Linked DNA regions of Homo sapiens: regions 1 and 3 are each linked to region 2. Evidence: read pairs that join two places in POLR2A ChIA-PET (ENCODE). Cell type or tissue: MCF 10A. All regions are shown on one strand. Each heading gives the region's core, and the rest is flanking DNA. Links, peaks and the distances in the headings are about the cores only.

What was found. Peaks named below come from ENCODE experiments on the same cell type or tissue, not always from the same donor. Only the 100,000 strongest peaks of a DNase experiment are listed, where the experiment ranks them.
Region 1: POLR2A ChIA-PET joins it to region 2 with 51 read pairs; 9 of 35 experiments call an interaction of 5 or more read pairs at or near these places.
Region 3: POLR2A ChIA-PET joins it to region 2 with 24 read pairs; 7 of 35 experiments call an interaction of 5 or more read pairs at or near these places.

Annotation. Positions count from the first base shown.
Region 1 is chr9:94,897,401-94,904,339 of GRCh38, forward strand. All of the region lies in intron 5 of AOPEP (aminopeptidase O (putative)), which reads left to right. Among named protein-coding and RNA genes, the nearest start is that of AOPEP-AS1, 45 kb to the right of the region's middle. In MCF 10A, for the core only: no CTCF peak of the experiment used is centred there; a DNase peak (open chromatin) is centred at 3,501.
Region 2 is chr9:94,799,264-94,806,202 of GRCh38, forward strand. AOPEP (aminopeptidase O (putative)) reads left to right here. Exons shown (of 17, transcript NM_001193329.3): 5 at 1,494-1,739. It overlaps LOC124902220 (a long non-coding RNA gene), which reads left to right and starts at 1,051. Exons shown (of 2, transcript XR_007061676.1): 1 at 1,051-1,181; 2 at 1,272-1,493. In MCF 10A, for the core only: no CTCF peak of the experiment used is centred there; DNase peaks (open chromatin) are centred at 3,708 and 5,868.
Region 3 is chr9:94,909,724-94,916,662 of GRCh38, forward strand. The region is part of intron 5 of AOPEP (aminopeptidase O (putative)); the gene reads left to right. Among named protein-coding and RNA genes, the nearest start is that of AOPEP-AS1, 32 kb to the right of the region's middle. RefSeq lists enhancers at 939-1,108, 6,810-6,939. In MCF 10A, for the core only: no CTCF peak of the experiment used is centred there; DNase peaks (open chromatin) are centred at 3,388 and 4,668.

The DNA of each region.
Region 1 (6,939 bases), core at 1,167-6,166, 98 kb after region 2:
CTTTCACCAAAATAAATTCCACATCAAATATTAAATAAAAAAAAGCACATCAAACCACAGTAGGAAACAAACATGAGTAAATAAATGCATTCTTGATATGTGGGAAACTTTTTAGAGTCAGAAAGTAAAATTCAAAAGCTGTAAAGAGAAATAGTGATAAAACATGTTTAATAAAAACTTCAAACTTCTAATTGAAAGAAATACAAAAAGAAATACAACAAATGAAAGGGGGTGTAGACAAATAAAGGGCTAAGTTTCTTATTTTATCAAGTGTTCTAACAAATGTTTTAATAAAAATCTCTCTCCCCAAATAAAAATTAACTCATTAGTAAAGCTGGCAAATGAAACTGCCATTCTCATTTGTTTTTTTGTGGGGATAGAAATTGTTGTGACTTCTTTGAGGGCCATTTGCAGTATTTACTGAAGTTTCAAAAGTATGCCTTTTTTTTTTTTTTTGGATACAGAGACTTGCTCTGTCGCCCAGGCTGGAATGCAATAGCACTATCTCGGCTCACTGCAACCTCTGCCTCCCAGGTTCAAGCGATTCTCCTGCCTCAGCCTCCAGAGTAGCTGGGATTACAAGCGCGCACCACCATGCCTGGCTGATTTTTGTATTTTTAGTAAAGATGGGGTTTCACCATGTTGGCCAGGCTGGTCTAGAACTCCTGTCCTCAGGTGATCCAACTGCCTCAGCCTCCCGAAATGCTGGGATTACAGGCATGAGCCACTGTGCCCAGCCTAAAAGTATGCTCTCTTTGACTCAGCACTTCCACTGCTAGGAATTTCACCAAAGTGTAGGTGGCTAAATAAGCAAGAATGTTTACTTCAGCATTGCTGGTAAAAGCAAAGCTCTGGAAACTCATGAGGGGCCAGGATATGTGCATTCTGCTGCACCATTCAGTGGAATTCTATGCAGCCTTTAAAAAGAATGAAGCTGGCCAGGCGTGGTGGCTCATGTCTGTAATCCCAGCACCTTGGGAGGCTGAGGCAGGCGGATCACCTGAGGTCAGGAGTTCGAGACCAGCCTGGCCAACATGGTGAAACCTCATCTCTACTAAAAGTACAAAAATTAGCCAGGTGTGGGGCACTTGTAATTCCAGCTACTTGGAAGGCTGAGGCAGGAGAATCGCTTGAAGGCAGGAGAATCGCTTGAACCCAGGAGGTGGAGCTTGCAGTGAGCCAGATCGCGCCATTGCACTCCAGCCTGGGCGACAGAACAAGACTGTCTCAAAAATAAAAAATAAAATGAAAAAAAAAAAAAGGCCGGGTGCAGTGGCTCATGCCTGTAATCCCAGCACTTTGGGAGGCCGAGGCGGGTGGATCATGAGGTCAGGAGATCGAGACCATCCTGGCTAACACAGTGAAACTGCGTCTCTACTAAAAATACAAAAAATTAGCAGGGCGTGGTGGCAGGCGCTTGTAGTCCCAGCTACTCAGGAGGCTGAGGCAGGAGAATGGCGTGAACTCGGGAGGTGGAGCTTGCAGTGAGCCGAGATCACGCCATTGCACTCCAGCCTGGGCGACAGAGCGAGCCTGGGCACTGTCTCAAATAAATAAATAAATAAAAAGACTTAAGTAGACCAAATGTGGGAGAAGCTCCTTGGTATAATATCAACTGAAGAAACAAAATGCAATGTCCATCATGCATTTGTCCTTATTACCTTAAAATATTTTCTGGAGCAATTCGTAATACCTTTTTAACACTGGTTGCCTTGGAGGAGAAAAAGTCCAAGTGGAGGACTGATGGGAGGAGGGAAGATAATTTGCCTCTTCATTTGCTTTTTTTTTTTTTTTTTTTTTTTGAGAGGGAGTCTTGCTCTGTTGCCCAGGCTGGAGTGCAGTGGCGCCATCTCGGCTCACTGCAAGCTCCGCCTCCTGGGTTCACGCCATTCTCCTGCCTCAGCCTCCGGAGTAGCTGGGACTATAGGCGCCCGCCACCACGCCCGGCTATTTTTTTTTTTTTTTTTTAGTAGAGACGAGGTTTCACTGTGTTACATTTGCTATTTTTTTATATTGACTTTTTTTTAACCGTGCAACTGTTAGCTTATTAATAATTAAAATTATGAAGGCCAGGCACGGTGGCTCACACTTTTATTCCCAGCACTTTGGGAAGCTAAGATGGGAGAATTACTTGAGCCCAGGAGTTTGAGACCAGCCTGGGCAACAAAATGAGACCCCATCACTACAAAAAATTTACAAATTAGCCAGACGTGGCGGTGTGCACCTGTAGTCCCAGCTACTTGGGAGGCTGAGGTGGGAGGATTGCGTGAACCCAGGATGTTGAAGCTGCAGTGAGCCATGATCGCACCACTGCACTTCAGCCTAGGTGTCAGAGTGGGACCCTATCTAAAAAAAAACAAACAAAAACAAAAATATAAAATTCTCAGAACAAAGAAATTGGAACAAAGTACAGACAACCCTTTTCAATAAGCATTACAAAATTTTTAGACGTAGGTTGCTTGAGTCCCAACTTACTGTCTCTATAATTAGAATTATTGAGTTACTGAGTTAAATCTAGCCCCAAGCAGGTTAATGTGTTACCTGACCCCTCCCCCCCAGCCAAATATATAGATTCAAGTAAACTTTTTGAAATACTGAACTATGAGTCTGTGAGTCATAGTTCATGGATTCCTGTGGACTTGAATGAGATGGAGGGGTCTGGGGAACCCAGGTTAGAAACCACAGTTATAATATGAAGAGCACTGGGCAGGGGGGTCAGAGGATGAAGGCCAGACTGACTGCTGGCCGCCGCCAACTAGCTAGCTATGTGAGCCAACCTCTCAGCCTGAGTTTTCTTGTCTGTGAAATGAGACTGGGGGTAAAAGGAAGTGGTAAAAGACCCTTCTAGCAACCAAATTCTGTGATTTATGAATATTGTAACCTGTAAACTTTCAATGGCACCAAGGTGATTGTGAGGACCACAGTAGCCTGCTAATGTAAGCACTATTCTTCAGGTCACAGTTTCAGGGCCAAAACACCATCCTTCCCAGGTCGTCAAGTAATTCTCCTCGGTAGATGATCTGCTGAGGCCGGCGATTATTCAGCCCTTCGGGAGGTGAGTGCAGAGCTGTTTTTCTCACCATCTTTAGCCTTCTGGGTATTCCTCATGCTTCCCCCTCTCTCAGGAGAATCTCTTGCCTCCTCCTCATCTTCTTCTTCCTGATTTATCACTGCCTCTGCCCCATCTGACATTAGGAAAGTGTTTCATCGTGCTCGAGTAGAAGATTTCATGGGAAACAGACTACCATCTTTGGAACAGGATCCGATATGAATAATTCTTTGAAACATTTTTCTCTGCATGTCTGTATCTTAGTCAACTTTCAGTTTCCCCTGCTTGAGGAGAGTGGGGCATGTAGACAATCCAAATGTCATCTATATTTGGCTTTAGAGTGTGTTTTCTACTTAGCTTTGAGTTCTGGATAGATCTGCGATTCTGGGAACTGACTTTAAACAAAATCACGAAGCTTTGCAGTGAAGACACATCTGACTCACAAGTAAGTTGAATGCTTTCCAAGGGCCCATTTTTTTAGAACTTGCTCAACTCTTTCCTGCAATAATGCTGTGCTTGGATCAGCCCACTTTCTCTCAGACCCTGGCAAACTGGCCATTCCAATATTCCTTCCTGTTAAAAGGTGGTTGCCATTTGGCTTTTTATTTGTAATTCATGCGAAGTTCAATAAGTAATATGAAACATCATTTCAGTAAGTGGTTCGGTGGGAGACATTATCAAAACAATTAGAATGTGTTACTGTCAATAAGCAAGAAATCAAAATTTCATAATCTTCTCTGACTCATGTGGAATTGACTTATACTTATGGCCCTTTCAGCTTTTAATGAAGAATGGCCAAAAAGTATAGAGTATTCAAGTTTGCTCAAATAAGAATCGATTGCTTCTTCCTCTGAGCCCCCATAGCAAGAATGTATTTTTTCAATGTAGCGGCTTTAATCACCTAATAGTATAGTATAGTACATGTTTTAAATGGGAGGATGGGCACTGTCTTCATTCATCCTTAAGTCCCTGACACCTAGCCCAAGTTTCCACCTATGATCGGTGTTTATCTAGTATTTGTTAAATGTGGGATTTCTCTCCTGATTGTCGGATTAACCCTTGAGTCCTTAGGACTCCTCGCTGCTTCTCAGTATCTCACATACCTTTTGCTAGCCACAAGAGAAAAAACAAAAACAAAACACCTCGCATCTTCAACAACCTTCACTTAAAATGTGTATAATAACTTTTCACGTAGAAAAGTGCTGAGAAGGCTGGGTGCAGTGGCACATGCCTGTAATCCCAGCACTTTGGAAGGCTGAGGTGGGTGGGCACTTGAGGCCAGGAGTTCAAGACCAGCCTGGCCAACATAGCAAAACCCCGTCCTTACTAAAAATACAGAAAATTAGCCGGGCGTCGTGGAGCACATCTGTAATCTTAGCTACTTGGGAGACTGAGGATGCAGTGAGCTGAGATCGCGCCACTGCACTCCAGCCTGGGTGACAGAGTGAGACTGTGTCTCAAAAAAAAAGAAAAGAAAAGAAAAAGTGCTAATAAAATACCTTAATGTGCATATGAATGAATTGGGGATCTTGTTAAAATGCAGATTTCAATTCAGCAGTTCTGAGAAGAGGCTAAGATTCTTCATTTGTAATAAGAGCCCAGGTGTCTAGACCAGGACCACTGGTCCTGGTCACAGACCACACTTTGAGTATCAAGAACTCTAAGTTGACTTGTGTATATTGTTAATTGACTGAGTGTTTAAGCAGGGAGGAAAAACACGGTTTAGCTTTCCAGTGAGTATGTCATTTAATATTTCTTACACACACAGAAAGGGTGAGGAAGGGTTAACAGGGTTCTGTGTGAATGATGTTCAGCAGGTGAGAAAGGAAACTAATAAAGCTGGCTGGATCTTGCTTTATGTGCTGTGCCTCAGCTCAGCAAACTGAGCTGGAGTGGGGTTAGGGTGAGCAGGGTCAACTGCTAAAACACAGTTTACTGCGGGGGTGAGACAGCAGCTGTTTTAACATCTCCCCCAATACCACACCCCCTCTGAGGACTAGAAGCATAAGAATGTATTGTATCCAAAAGAAATGGTCAGGAATGGTAGTTTAGACCTGCCTGTCTCAAATACCAATTGCCTAGTTGAGAATTTACCCAAGACATTAGTACTAGTGATTATGTCACTTTTCTTCTGCAAAGATGTGTTCATCTGTCTCATTTGTCACAATTTAGGTACATACATTTTCTGGTCTTCAGTTTCCTAGAATTTTCTTAGATAGAAATATGCTGTGTGTGTGTACTTGTGGGTGTGTTCCCCTGGGGCTCTGTATCTGTGTGTCATTTGAAAGAAAATTTAAAGCTCTTTTTAAAATCTTTTTTTTTTTTGCCGGGCACCGTGGCTCACACCTGTAATCCCAGCACTTTGGGAGGCCGAGGTGGGCAGATCACCTGAGGTTGGGAGTTTGAGACCAGCCTGATCAACATGGAGAAACCCTGTCTCTACTAAAAATACAAAGTTCACTGGTGTGGTGGTGCATGCCTGTAATCCCAGTTACTCGGGAGACTGAGGCAGGAGAATCTCTTGAACCCGAAAGATTTTTTTTTTTTTGAAGACAGAGTCTCATTCTGTCTCCCAGGCTGGAGTGCAGTGGCCCGATCTTGGCTCATTGTAACCTCTGCCCCCCGGGTTCAAGCACTTCTCCTGCCTCAGCCTCCCGAGTAGCTGGGATTACAGGCACCTGCCACCACACTCGGCTAATTTTTGTCTTTTTTGTGGAGAGACGGGGTTTTACCATGTTGGCCAGGCTGGTCTTGAATTCCTGACCTCAAGTCATCCACCTACCTCAACCTCCCAAAGTGCTGGGATTACAGGCATGAGGCACCATGCCTGGCCTTAAAACCTTTTCTTGATAGCCTTTTGCATTTCAGGTTTCTTGAAGTATCTCTGCTTGTTTGCTTCTGTTTCAAAGATCATAACAGGCAGCAGGCCCCATTGTGGGGGAAAGTGGTAGCAAATGGATCTGTGATAGCAGGTGTCATCCTCATCATCTCTTTACAGTAATCGAATTGGTTGAAGATACATGGAAATCCAACTAGATACACTTGTAAAAATATCACCTGCCAGTGCAGTGGCTCACACTTATAATTCCAGTACATTGGGAGGCTGAGGTGGGAAGATTGCTTGAGGCCAGGAGTTCAAGACCAGCCTGGGCAATGTAGCAAGACTCCATCTCTAAAAAAAAAAAAAAAACAGTTTTCAAGTTTGCCTGGGTGTGGTGGCATGCACCTGTAGTCCTTGCTTCTTGGAGGACTGAGGCAGGAGGATTACTTGAGCCCAGCAGTTCAAGGTTACAGTGAGCTAATTAGCTGGGTGTGGTGGTGGGTACCTGCAATCCCAGGGAGGCTAAGACAGGAGAATTGCTTGAACTCAGGAGAAGGAGGTTGCAGTGAGCTGAGATTGCTCCATTGCACTCCAGCATGGGCAACAGAGTGAGACTCTGTCTAAAAAAAAAAAAAAAAAAAAGTTCAAAAAATGTTTAAAAAGTTACAGTGAGCTATGATTGTGCCACTGCATTCCAGCTTGGGTAACAGAGCAAGACTCTGTTTCTTAAAAAAAAAAAAAATTACTAAAACATTTGTGATTGCCATTTGATGACTACATACCGTAACTACTCAATTTTGCCTTCCTTTCATGTGAATAGTGTCCTTTGCTGCATCTGCATTTGAGCTGCCCAAGAGCCCAACTAAATTAATCCCTCCAGAAGTAAAGGAGATGAAATCAACCAATCTGAGGAAAGCCTGACCAAGGCATTCATGTATCAAAAAGATATGGAATACCTACCCACTGCATACATGATACTAGAAATCCTACAGCTTCCCTGCACAGTGGCTGTGGTTTTCATTTATATGAAACTGAGGCCAGAGAGGTAAAGAACTTGGCCTGAAGTCAC
Region 2 (6,939 bases), core at 922-5,921:
GTTATAATTGGCTGGGTGCAGTGGCTCATGCCTATGATTCCAGCCCTTTGGGAGGCTGAGGCAGGAGGATCATTTGAAGCCAGAAGTTTGAGACCACTCTGGGTTACAAAGTGAGACCCCATCTCCAGACCCCATCTCTTAAAAAAAAAAAAAAAAGGCTGGATGTGGCATGGCAACATGCCTGTAGTCCTAGCTACTCAGGAGGCTGAGGTAGGAGGATTGCTTGAGCCCAGGACTTGGAGGCTACAGTGAGCTATGACCCTGCCACTGCAGTCCAGCCTGGGCAACAGAGTGAAATCCTGTCTTAAATAATAATAGGCCGGTTGCGGTGGTTCAAGCCTGTACTCCTAGCTGTTTTGGAGGCTGAGGCGGGTGGATCACTTGAGGTCAGGAGTTTGAGACCAGCCTGGCCAACATGGTAAAACCCCGTCTCTACTAAAAATACAAAATTAGCCAGGCGTGGTGGCACACACGTGTAATCCCAGCTACTCAGGAGGCTGAGTCAAGAGAATCACTTGAACCTGGGAGGTGGAAGTTGCAGTGAGCTTAAATCATGCCACTGCCCTCTAGCTTGGAAGACAGAGCTAGATTCCATCTCAAAAAAAAAAAAAATAATGAAATAAATAATGATTAGAGGGGTTTTTCATTGTGTTTGAATAAAAGACATGTTAGCAGGTGAAAAAATGGAGTACTGTTGGATGTAGGTTTGAGTAGATAAGTTCTCTTGAGTCCTGTGAGTCAGGTTCTAGGAATTCTCTTTCAGTTCCGCCTTTGATGGAATAACTGGCAGTGGTCGGATGAAGCAGGCTGGGGTCTGATCTGTTTCCTTAAAAGGCTGGCTCAGTTAAATTTGTTCTGAAAGTGGGTTGGGAAAAATACTGTATCAAAAGTGCCTCTGTATTCCTTAATAACAGCTTTTGATGGGCTGTGTAAAGAACATTTAGATTACTATTCAGTAAAATGGTTTGTGTTCTTTCGAGGAGTTTGAGCCTGTAACTTTCATTTGGTTCATGGTTCTCCCTCAGTCCAAGTCTTTTATTCTAGGTAATCCCAGAATTGGATCTTTAATTTGTGTGTACTGCTCCTTCCTTTCTGAGTTATGAATTGTCTCTAATTTGGAGATTGTTCATATGGTGATACTTGAAAACATCTAACCGAGGGCAGGAATTGTTTGTATTTTGGTGAGAAGTTTTATTGTTTGGAGTCTTTAGAGGTCCCCCCACAACAAAGTTTATTCTAAAACAAGATTTTACTGCTTTCTCTTATCTTAGATTGAAGCTAGTCTATTGATTCAAACACATGAATACGTTTTTGTCCTGTAAATTTTCACTGCTGCACAGAGCCAGTCAAGCCAAGAATTGAAATGAGCAGTCTTTGCTTGTGAGTCTGTCTGAACCTCTGTCTCCTAAAAGTTGTCTACATCTGCAAGATTGCCTCACCTCCACAGCAAGAATAATAAACATGTTTTACCATTTATTTTGTGTTATTCCCAGGCATGTTGGTGTTTGCAGTCACATGGAATACCCCTGCCGCTTCCAGAATGCTTCTGCCACCACCCAGGAGATCATTCCTCATCGGGTCTTTGCCCCTGTGTGCCTCACGGGTGCCTGCCAAGAGACCCTTCTGCGGCTGATCCCTCCTTGCCTCTCAGCAGCACATTCTGTTCTGGGAGCACACCCGTTCTCTCGGCTGGATGTTCTCATCGTCCCTGCCAACTTTCCAAGTCTGGGGATGGCCAGGTATGTTGTTCCATTGTGGCACTTGGGGTACATACATTTTGGAAATTCTTTGACTATGTCTTGCTTTCCTTGAGCTCTGTCAGAGCAGTCATTTGATTAGAATGGAGGGGCTATGGTTGCTCATGCTTGGACATCTCATTGCTGCCTTGAGGGACAATTTTAATGCAGACTCCCTCATGCACGAGCCTTTGAGTGTCATGGGCTCAGTTCAGACTGTGTTGAAAAGAAAAGGCTCACATTGTTGCTGGGATTGAGAATACATAGTGCCCCCTGAGTGGTGACTGTTGGATCATGGCTGATCAGTGGCTGTTAGCTTGGATGATGACAGCATAATGCTAATGAGCCAAAGGTTATAGCATCAGGCTCTGGGCACAGTAACATGACTTGGTCCCAAGGCCACAGGCTACTCACCTAATCCTGACCAGCTGTCTTGTCCATTCTCACCACTGGTCACAAGGGCAATGACTTGAGAGACCCTGAGTCAGATAGACTGTGGATGGATCAGTGTAAATCTATCCCTACTGCTAGAAAAACAGCTCAAAGCAGATGGCTTACTGTGGGGGTTGGAGGAGGAGTCACGTGCTACTATTTTTTAACAAATGCACTTTTGCTGTTGTGTCCTGGTTTGGTTCCCTGTATTTATTTAAGCTAAAATCTATTAATTAATGCCATTGTTCAGTCATTAATGGGTATCTGTGTTCCACTGAGAAAAGATAGAGAATGTACTTGGTTATATTTCCATTTTAAAATCTTAATCATTAGCAGTGAATATGCTTGACTAAGGATGGGAAAAATAAGCTCATCAAAACATGTGACTTCAAGTTTTTCCCTATTAGTCAAGGAAATTCCTGCTGCCAATTAATTCCCATGCTTTTGAGCAGCTGTCATTTGTGGTGTTTTCCCTGAAAACTGCACACATTCTTAGTAAAACCATGAGCAGAAAAGAACTGACCAGAACATTTGCTTTTGATCTTTACTACATGTATGTACTTTAAAGACTGGCTGGCTTGCCTTAATCCTTGAGGAGGTCTGAGAAAGTCATTTAGACTGATTTTTATCCTATGTTTATGAAGATAATGGGAATGCAGGAACTAGGATAATTATATATATTTGGTTACGTGCATCATATAATTGTCTTGGATGTCTATATATAGAATTTTTCTTAATGGAGGGGGGGGCTTCTTTTGTCCCTTTGAAGAGTCTGCTGGCCTTAATTTAAGTAGTAGAGGTGTTGGTGAAAAAAGAGTTGTTCATTAAATGTTTCTTATTTGTACATGGGTTTGAGGGGCCCTATTTACTTGGGAGTTTTTAGCACTTCATGAGAATTGCAGTTTTTTAAGGCATGTTTGCTAGCAGTTCCAAGTTCTGGCCTGAGGGAACCAAAGGCAGAGTATTTTTCATGCACAGGATTCTGTTTTCTATAGCTCCTTCCTGACATCAGTCTGCCAAATACAGAATGAGTTGACCTGCAGGCAATTCTCTAAAGCTTCTCTTTTCAAGTTTGCATGCCCAAGCAGGTAGGCTGTGTGTTTGCTGCTTTTTGCGATATTTGAAGTGATTTAAACATGCTTAACTCTGTATTTTTAGAGTGGCAAGCCTGAGTACCATAAGACCAAATGGTCCTGGGCACAAATTTTGAAAAATATGGTGGTGATCATAACTTAGCAACAACAAGACTGCTTTTATGCTTAAAAGCAGGAGAACCGTATATTCAAAATTTGTGGTTGGTTGTCAAATACCATTTTTTTCCCTTCCTTTTAGACTGTGGAAGTAAAGTCTGCCCAGGTCTAGATGTTTTTCTGGACTTATTACCATTCCCTGGATGAGAGCTGTGGAAGGGGGATTGTGGTCTCTTCCACTGCCAGGTGGGGTGGGGAAGGGAGGTGCTCTGTTTTTCCAAACTCTGGCTTCAATTGATTCTGCTTGCTTGGCTTGACTCTGTCGGGATCCCAACACCTTGGGCTACATGCAGCTGAGTGGGGTTTATGACTCAGCTGGCTACTGGGGCCCTGCTGCTTTATTTATGGTCGAGACTTTGCTTGAGGTTTTATAAAGCAAAGCTAGAACAAAAACGATGGTTTTGTAAGTCAACTTCATACCCTAAACAGGAATAGAGAAACCTCAAGGCTAGGAGGAGTCATCCAAAAAGACCTCCATACTGAAACCTGCCATTGTCTTCTTAGTTATAATATGCTGAGAGATCAAAGGACTTCTTGGTAAATTAAATGGCTCTTTCCCGAGTCCATATTTTATAAACATGTATGCAAGATCGTAAATTCCATACCTCTGGACTTCTTTAGTGATTAGGTCTTAATTATAATGAATACCATTTTATACCATTTCAGTATTCTTTTTTGGCAAATGATATTAAACATTCCCTCATGAACTAAAATGGGTAAATTATTAATCATGTTAAGCAGTTTCTGAGAATTTTAGATAATATAATGATTTCACTATTTTGAATATTACGTATCATAGTTTTTATTGAATAAGCTTAAAAGTCTCCTCTTTGATTCTGTTTTTGAGCTGGATTCTGATATTTCAGTGAAGTGAGGAAAAACACATTTATAAAACTTGAATGTATGATAATGACAAATCAGTTTATAAGAAGGTAAATAATACACAAATAATATTTTAGAATTTCGAATGCTTTTCAAACATGGCAGTAACTAGAACATTTATCAATACTGCTCTTCATGATTTTTGTCACCTTTTAATATAACAGGAGCCATTACTAACTGACCCCCTCCCCTACCCTGGTCCTTTTCCAAATCACTGTTCCAGGGGAGAGGGACTTTAATTCTTTGCTGAGAAAAATCACTAGTTTGCCTTTCAGATGCTTTCCTCAGTGGGTGTGTGTGGGCTTTCAGTTTTTGTTTCATTGTGTTTTTGCCTTCCATGAAGACTGAATCTGCCATATCAGGAACCGTAAAGTATACATTTCTTGACTTGACTACTATGATGTCTGTATGAAGATATGCATGCATTTAAAATGCATCTCTGAAGTACACACAGCTCTCTTCCTGTTGGTTTAATTAATATTCTACTGTTTTCATTGTGTCCTCGTATGTTCTCAGAGTCTCTGCTGGGGATTGACTGGCAAGCCTAGTTTCTTAATTTTGAGAAATAATGAAAGGAGCTCATCATCACACTTACACTCTCTGTTATAACAGCAGTAACGTTAATGGAATCATATTCTAGAACCAGGCATATGACAGTTGCTTAAAAATTAACACCTTAATCTTACCTTTGTATGTGTGTATAGGAAATGCTTTGCTTTGCATTTGTCTCTCAGCAGTTCACAATTACATGTCATGGCATAGTTAGGTTGGCAGAACTACCTAGCTGTCGTCCATATATGTTCTTTTTTTTCCTTGTATTTGAATTTCAAGAATCTCTTGCAACTTATTTCAGAGTGGTTTTCTGTGAAGAGCACTGAAGTTAAAAAACCATGTGCTGTGTAGTTCTGCTTCATGGCTCAGCTGTTCACATGCATCTTCACCCTTCATCCCACTGGGAAAATTGAGGGGAAAAAAATGACTATAGTGTGGCCGATGACAGGTGACAGATTGTTTGAGCTTTTCCCCACCTGTTCTATACCAGATAATCTTGATAATTTGGTTATTGTTTATTTATTCTTGCAATAAATATTTATCAAGCGTATACTGTGTGCCAGATAGTACTTACGATGCAAAGCCTACAAGGGTGAACGAGATAGAGGAGGCCTCTGTCCTTATGAAATGGACATTCTAGTCAGGGGAGAAAATTAGTGTACGTGAAACAAGTAATTAAGATGTATGCTATGAAGAAAATAAAATCAAGTAAGTGTCACAGTGGGAGAATCAATAGCATCGTTAGGGTGAGAGGGAAAAGCTTCCTTAAAGGGTGACATTTGGGCTAAGACTGAAGAATAAAAAGGAATCAGCTTTGTGACCATCTGGTGGAAAAGCACTCCGGTCCACAGGCCTCAAGGTGGGAACCACTCTCATGGGTTGGAGGAGTAGAATGAAGGCCAGGATGGTGGCAGGTCAGTGAGGTCTTAAAATGGCTTTCCTTAGCCCCGTTCTTAGTGAGCTTGGGTGCCAGGAGCAAGTGAGTCACTAAGAAATGGCAAGATTAAGTCAGGTCCATCATTCTAGGCAGACGGGTTATGGGAAGAGATCAAATTTTTTTTTTTTTTTCTTGGGACCGTAGATACCTATACCATCTCCCGACTGGCTAATGAGAACCTGATTGGCTTAGCAGCTGCTGTTCTTGAGCAGAATTCTCCATGGCTGAAGCTATCAGAACACCTGGCACCCAGACGGGCAACCGTCCCTTTGTAGAGAAGGGAGAAGTCTCAGATCACCACGTTTTCTTCCCCTGGCAGCTGTTGATTGATTCTTTGCAAGGGTTTTTGACATCGTTGGTCACAGAGAGGGAAGCTGTGTCTCATCCTAGTTTTATTTGCTCATCCTAGTTTGAAAGGTTTTTTGTTTTTTGTTTTTTGTTTTTTTTTTTAAAAAAAGCAACAACAACTGAATGAAAATAGGATTGACAATTAAAGACCATAGAAAAAATTATCAATTATTAAAATCTTCACAACATGCTTCACTATGAGGAAAAACTATAAAGCTCCCTATTACACAAGGCTTATTCTTAAAAGGTTTGATTGTGCAATAAAAGACTTCTGAATGTTTATACTAGTTCCTGACTATTGCATGCACAATTTTCTTAAGTACCTCAATTTGCAAATAAACGGTATGCACGTACATGCCCAAGAATGAATGTAACCAGCCTTTTCCTCCACTCCCTCCTCCCGGGTTAGACAGGGTGTTGTCCTGTTTATTCTTATCTCCCAGCCAATGTGTAATAGAATAAGCAAAACATAACATGCTGGTACAAAGGGCCTGTTGTTTTCAGCTTTCTAATTATGCTCCTTTCTGCTGGGGAAGGAAGCAGTCATAAATTTCTGTCATTATCTTAAGTAGCAAGGTTTCACAGCTTTGAGAATTTTTCTTTGTTTGTTCTTTGTTGGCTTTACTTGAATTTTTGATCCCTCAAACCAAAACCACCCTACTTTTAAACAATCCTTCTTTAGATTTCAGGGGATGTGACCCCCTGATTTCAAGGCAAGATGCAGCCATAGTGATTCTTTGCCTCAGGAATCAGATTTTGAGCCTTAAATTAGTATGCCTTTGAATTCACCATGGCTGCCAAC
Region 3 (6,939 bases), core at 1,016-6,015, 110 kb after region 2:
TTGGGGTGAGTCACCAGTTTCAGGCAAGGGGTGTCTGTTGGTTCTGAGGTGACTGGGCCTTTGTAAAAGAGCTTTGAAGGAAATACCTTGCAGACTTAAACGGCTGTCATGAGTCCGCCATGGCACACAGCAGCTCCCACCCCATGGATGAAGGCTGCAGCTCGCTGGGTCTTGCTTTCTCATCTGAGAATGGGAGGGGGTGGGGCCTCTAAGAGCCCTTCTGGATCGAGTGTCTGGGGATTCCAGAACCAGCCCCACTCCTTCCCAAGGTTCAGCGCTAGCACATCCATACTCCCCAGACTGTCTCCCCCATTTCGGTTGCGGCAAGACTGCTGTGAGCCAGAGCTATGCAGGCGTTTGAATCGCGGGTCCCTGCCTAGATGGACACTTCTTCCCCTTAACTAGTTTTCTCCCTGGCAGCCCTCCGTCCATTCTCACCTTTCCTCCTCACCTCTAGTCCTGCATTAGAAGCAGCCGGTTCTCCTTCCCAGAGCCCTCCCTGGCAGATTGTGAACCGACTAGGCCATGCCTCTTCACCTGTGGAGAGTGGCTCTGAAGCAGGGTACTCTCTCTTACCCTGGGCCCTGCACTCCAGTGCAGAAGCATCCAGCACCTGTGGCAGACTGGTCATCTGAAACCTTGCTACCCGGGTAGGACCCCAGCTTCCTTGTCCTCTGGCTTCCGAGCGAGGACTGGGTCTCGGGCAGCCTTGCAGCACGCAGCACATCAACCGCGGATCTTCTTGGGCTCCCTCAAGGGTGGGACCTAATGCTACTCCAGTCTCCCTGCTGTGGGCACGCCTCTGCCTTTGCTGTTGACTTGAGGATGTGCTTTTAACCTATTGCACCTGGCTTCACACTGAGTGGGCAAAGGACAGAGGGCCCACTGGTCGAGGGTCCAGCTCTTTCGGAGGACAGCAGGACGTCTTTTGCCCCAGGGCCATCCTCTGCACTTTTATATGATGAGGTGCAGCAGTGTTTCTAATTCTCTGTTGCTTGAGAAGTATGGACATTTCCCTAGATCTTTTGGCAGTTCCTAACACATCTGCAGAGAAGGATCTTGGGGGAGGGGCCAGTCTATTAGGATGAGCCATATGAAATTGCCCATTTTTTGAAGTTGGAAAGGGTCACTTATTGCATTTTATGTAGTTCAACTTAAAGGTCAAAAAGGTGGAGGAATGTCTGGGCCTCCTCGTGATGTTATGTTTACCTAATAAGCATCCTGGGGTTTTGCCTAGGGTTTATGATACAGTATCTGTGTCTATAGCAAAGAGTATTATTGTAGATACTGTCATTACTACTTAAGGTATTATCACTACTGCTACTTGAGCTCACTTTAGAAACAATTGATAGAGATAGAGGGAAGACTGTCTATCCCCTGGAAGACCCCAGTACCTCAGTCCTGGGCCCTGGTCTTTCCCTTTGGAACTAGTGGTTTAAAATGAGCTCTCCTTTACCTCCATTCTTGTCTTCCCTGCTTTGAAACAGGACACCTCTGGCCAGTGGGCTTCCTTTTGGAGATAAGAGATGTTGGGTGATCAATGGCCTCAGACAATGTAGCTGTCACAGTTTCATTTTTAAAATGTCATGGTGATAAAAACAGCCATTTGCTAATAAAAAGGGTGGGATTCATTGCCTAGTGGCATTCACATCCATGCTGTCATTGTCTAACCCAGATTTCTCAGAGCAGCCACTGGCTTGGTGTCGTAGCTGAATGATGTCACTTCAAGCATCACGTAATTTTCCAGCTGGCTAGGATGGAAAAGGGGTTTATTATTGTGGCATGTTTTTCACAGCGTCTGAAAAAAAGTGAAGCAGACAGGGATATATGACAGGATTGGTTCTGTTTTTACAGGTGTGTCTGAAGCATACAAGGTACCTTTCACTTGCAATAGAAATGTGACTCTATGGCAAAAGAAATTTTTTAAAAAAAGCTTTTCTCAAGAGATTTTAAATATATAATACATAATTAGTGTTGGAAATTGGCCTCGAATACATTAAACTCAAAAGACTAGGAGGTGGGCTGCCCAGACCCTGGTCTCAGTTCTGTCCCTACTGACAGAGCTCTAACTTCATCTTTGCCTCAGTTTCTCCATGGAAAAGATGGACCTCCCAGGGTATTTGTCTGTTTTTAACTTTTCATTGCAGTGTAAAACAGAAAAGTATACATCTTAGCATACAGCTTGTTGGATACAAACTGTAGACATCCCTGTCACTAGCACCCTGACCAAGAAATGCACATAACCAGCACTCCAGAAGACCCCTGTGCCCCTTCCAGTCAACCACACACACAAGGACTTCCAGCAGCATAGATTTCAGCCCAGTGAGACCTGTGTCCGACTTCTGACCTGACGAGCTGTAAAATAATAAATTTGTGTTGTTTTAGGCCACCGTACTTGTGGTGGTTTGTTGCAGCTGCCCTAGGAAACCAATGCACTGATGCTGCTGGCAAGAGGGAGAGCCAGGAGTTGACCCCCAGCTCTGTCCCCAAAGACCGAGTTCTTAAAAACCACTAGAATAGATAGTACCGCTCTTAGCTTTGTTAGGTGTTTGGTCATTGGTGAGGGTATGAAGGTAAAATGAAAGTGCAAGTGCCAGCCAGCGTGCAGTTAAGTTGGGTACTAGGTAGCCAGTGTCTTTGAGGTACTCTGACTTGCCCAGCCCCCGACCCCCATGCTCAGAATGTCCCCTGCCTGGAAAGAAGGAATGTGATATGTTACTAACACTTCAGTGTGAGTTGAGTGCGTTATCTCTTCCTAAAGTATTTGCGTTCTAAAAGATGACCTAAGTGATGACTTTCTGCTATTTATGAGAAAGAGGGCTACACTACGGTGCCATGGCTGACCGTGTGAGACCCAATTCCTTGTCCATCTTCCACTACAGAGTCAGAAAACACCAAAAAGCATCTTTCCCATGCTGCCTTAACAGCTAGCAGAGACTAAAGAGTAGGAATCTCGGCTATGGGCTCCCTGGGAAAAGTTGCTTTCCTGATGAAAGGGATCGTTGTTGCTGGCACAGCGCGTTTCTTCCATGTTAAACACGAACATGGTGCATGAAGGTGTAGTGGTCAACCCGTGAGCATGAGGGGCAAGCATGAGGAAAGAAGTGCACACAGGAAGGATGGAGAGTGGGAGTATAGCAAGTCCTCCAGCTCCCGCTGCACTGCCAGTCACTGCACCAGCCCCAGCAAGGTCTTGTCACTCCAGTGATATTGTTTCAAGAAAGGAAAAACCTCTCCAGTGTGTGCCAGTGTTCATTGTATTTTTTGTTACTTGCAGCTGAATACATTCCAAACAGACCCGGGTGCCTTTCAGATCACAAAAAGGTAACCACCTAGGAATGGGGACATGGGCAGGCAGAATTCTTTAGAATGAAAGGAATTCCTGGGATCCTTGCCCACATTTTCACCACGGTGAACACATGCAAAGAATGATGAGTCAAGGGAACCATCCAGAGAAATGGGATTGAGCTGTAGATATCCAATAAACCTGATGCATTCCATTTGGGGAGAAGAAATAGAAGGCTCATAATTTTAAATGGAAAGGTTAGTTAAAATCAGGAGACTTTGGAGAGACTTTGGAGAGACTTTTATTTGTTTATTTTTGTTTCTGGTGAGGTTTATTACCTTTCAGAGGGACATGCTGTTAAGTTGAATACCTCTGAGGATGACCATCTGTCACATATTTTCCAGGACCACCCTGGGAAATAAGAAGGATATTGTCTCCTTATCTCGACAAGCGTGCCATGGTGGTCTATCCATGGAGTCATAATTTGAGATTAGGAAATATGCTGTTATTCTTAAAAGTTCAATTATTTATGAATCCCCAATAGCCAGGTGATCCCTTATACTTAGTGGCATTTATTGATGCAGATGAGTACTTTGAAAAATTAAGAGAGACATTTACTTTTTAAGCTACCACTAAGACGGTCTCTGACCGGATAAAGATAACTTGAGCAGGCGAATTTGTTTAACAAAGGTGGTGACATATATTGTGGCAGCTGAATGCCCCCTTACAGCCAAGGGAGAACAATCAGTGAATTCATTCGTTTAATTCATGAATTTTCCTTCTATTTACACTTTAAACAAACATGCCAGTTGTTTGCTTAGTTAACAAGCTCTGCCTTCATTATAAGCCATTAGTGGCTAGTAATAACTGAAACTGTGTTTGGATTTCACAAATACAATAAACCCAATTAATTTCACCCTTAGTAATATGGAATTTGTCTGATCAACCTGAGCTAGGCAGAAGTTTGTGTCTTTGCCCTTTGCATGAAGGGTTTGCTAAATCATCTTATAGCCATAAATAGGAATTCTTCATAAGAAAAACTAAACAAAACAGCTTAAATCCTAATGCTTCTAAGGGGCCAGGCAGCAATATAAATTAGTGAATGGGTTGGATAGAGCATCCTCTAAGAAACACTTGGTCTACTTTTGATGGAGACATGGATGTAAGAAATATTTCACTTTTTAATCCTGTGATAAGAAGGAAAAAAACCACACACATGATTATAAATGACAAGGAGGCTCAGCCAATGGCAGGGAGACGGGAGGGAGAAGTTGGGACCACAGCAAACTGGAGAGCCCAAGCCCTGTCTGAAAGGACCAGCTCCGATTCAGCTGCAGTTACTACATAAGAATGCAGGCCTGTGATGAGGGACTCCAAAGCAGGTTTTGCCTGCTTCTCGGATTTCACCAGGATGAATCATAACAGGGACCTGATAAAATCCTATCTTTGAAATGCTCTGTAATGCTTATTATTGTTCTTAGGAAATGATAAAATATTGCCCTTTGGCATTAGACGTGTGTGTGTGTGTGTGTGTGTGTGTGTGTGTGTGTGTATGTACAGGATAAATATGTGCCCACTTCTAAAAAAGACCTGGGCCTAGTGTGGCCACATCTTTCAAATTTTTAATGTAATGTCAAAATCTGGATTTCTGGATAAAATCTTCCCATTTATAAACTTTGGCAATGAGTTTTTGCTATTTAAGCTGATGCTGTGCAGCCACCACAGTGCAGATCAGCAGCTCTCAATGTGGTCTCTGGACCAGCCACATTAGCATTACCCGGGAACTTCACAGAAATGCAGGTTCCTAGGCCCTACCCAGGCCTACTGAAACAAACTCTCTTGGGGTGAGGCCCAGAGATCTGTTTTAACAAGCCTTTCAGGTAGGGCTGCCAGCTTTTAGCAAATATTTCATGGAACATACACCAAAAAATTATTCGTTGTTTATCTGAAATTCAAATTTGAGTACGTGTGCTGTTTTCTTATCTAGCGGACCTACCTCCCGGTGCTTCTGATACCCGCTGGTGTTGATCAAGCAAAACATGTGTATGAGCCAGGCTGCTTGTGTTTGAATCTGCTTTGACACATATTAACTCTGGGATTTTAGGCAAGTGACATAATTTCTGTGTGGCTTGGTTTACTTACATGTAAAATAGGCACGATAATAATTTCTTCCTCATGGGGTGGTTGCTGGAATTGAATGAGTTAACGAACATAAAATACTTAGAACTTTGCCTGGGAGAAAATAAACAATATATGTGTTTAGTATCATCATTTTATTTTTTCTTTTCTTTCTGCTCTAATCATCACCGCTCCTGCCACCACGCAGCCATCAGGGAATATGAGAACTCATCTTCCTTCAATTCTTTTTTCCTGGATCTAACTTTGATTTAGCAGAATTGATTCTAACGTGCTATTCCCCAAGGCCACTCTGTTGCTTGTTCCTACCCAGAGTTACCCTTCCTTTGAAATCTGGTTGACAGTATGGCGGTCTGGCAGGGAACCCGCTCTTGCCTCCACCCCGACGTCCTGCTGCCTGACCAGAGTTACCCTTGCTTTGAAATCTAGTTGACAGTGTGGTGGTCTGGCAGGGAACCCACACTTGCCTCCACCCCAATGTCCTGCTGCCTGAACTCTGTCAGCCGGCAGTGCCTCTGTTGCGCTCAGGCCTCTTGTTGTACAGACCAGCCTTGCTACTTCGTGTCTGCTTTCACCAGCCCAGCAGGGCAAGTCAACAGCTTCCTGACCCTACCTTGGATTTTCAGATTTGCAGAGGGCCTGACTGGGGCTTGGCTTCTTGCTGTCAGTTGGGGAAACAATGAATGCCTTCCTCACCAATTGAATTCTGAGTACACTTTAGGAAATCCCCACAACTTTTTCCAGACAAGGAACATGGGAAGATTTGATTTGTGGACCCAAAGAGTGTATTTCAAAGCAAAGCAGTCACCAAACTGTCCTTGCTGAGAATGGCTGCAAGCTGCCCCAACGTGTCCCTCCATAAAGCAGCCCTCCAGGCCTCCACACCGCCACACGGGACAGACTTGTGCTCGCTGTGAAAACCACCAGGATGAGCTATTACGGCTCTCAGTTGTGCCATTTTATTGCTGTTCTGGAAATGGAGCAAAACACATTATTTTATTAAATAAAGATTTTCCCTGTATCACAGTGGAGGCTAATTTTATTAGCTCTTTTTATGGGAACAAACATCATCGCCCTGATTGGGGAGGACGGAGGTGGGGGCCGTGGGGAGGTGAGGGAGTGGAATCACATTTTGTCATCTGCGTGCTCCAATGAGGCTGCCGACATGTTTTAGTTGGTTACTCACATTAATTACTTACTTACCAGAAGAGTTCCCCAGATCCTGCAGAAAATACACAGCTTTCATTCATAAGTAATTTATAGATGATTCAAAAGACATGTTCAGGGCCAGGCTCATGCCTGTAATCCCAGCACTTTGGGAGGCCGAGGCGGGCAGACCATGAGGTCAGGAATTCAAGACCATCCTGGCCAACATGGTGAAACTCCCGTCTCTACTAAAATACAAAAATTAACTGGGCATGGTGGGGCACACCTGTAGTCCCAAGCTACTCGGGAGGCTGAGACCAGAGAATTGCTTGAACCCGGGAGGTGGAGGTTGCAGTAAGCGCCAGTGCACT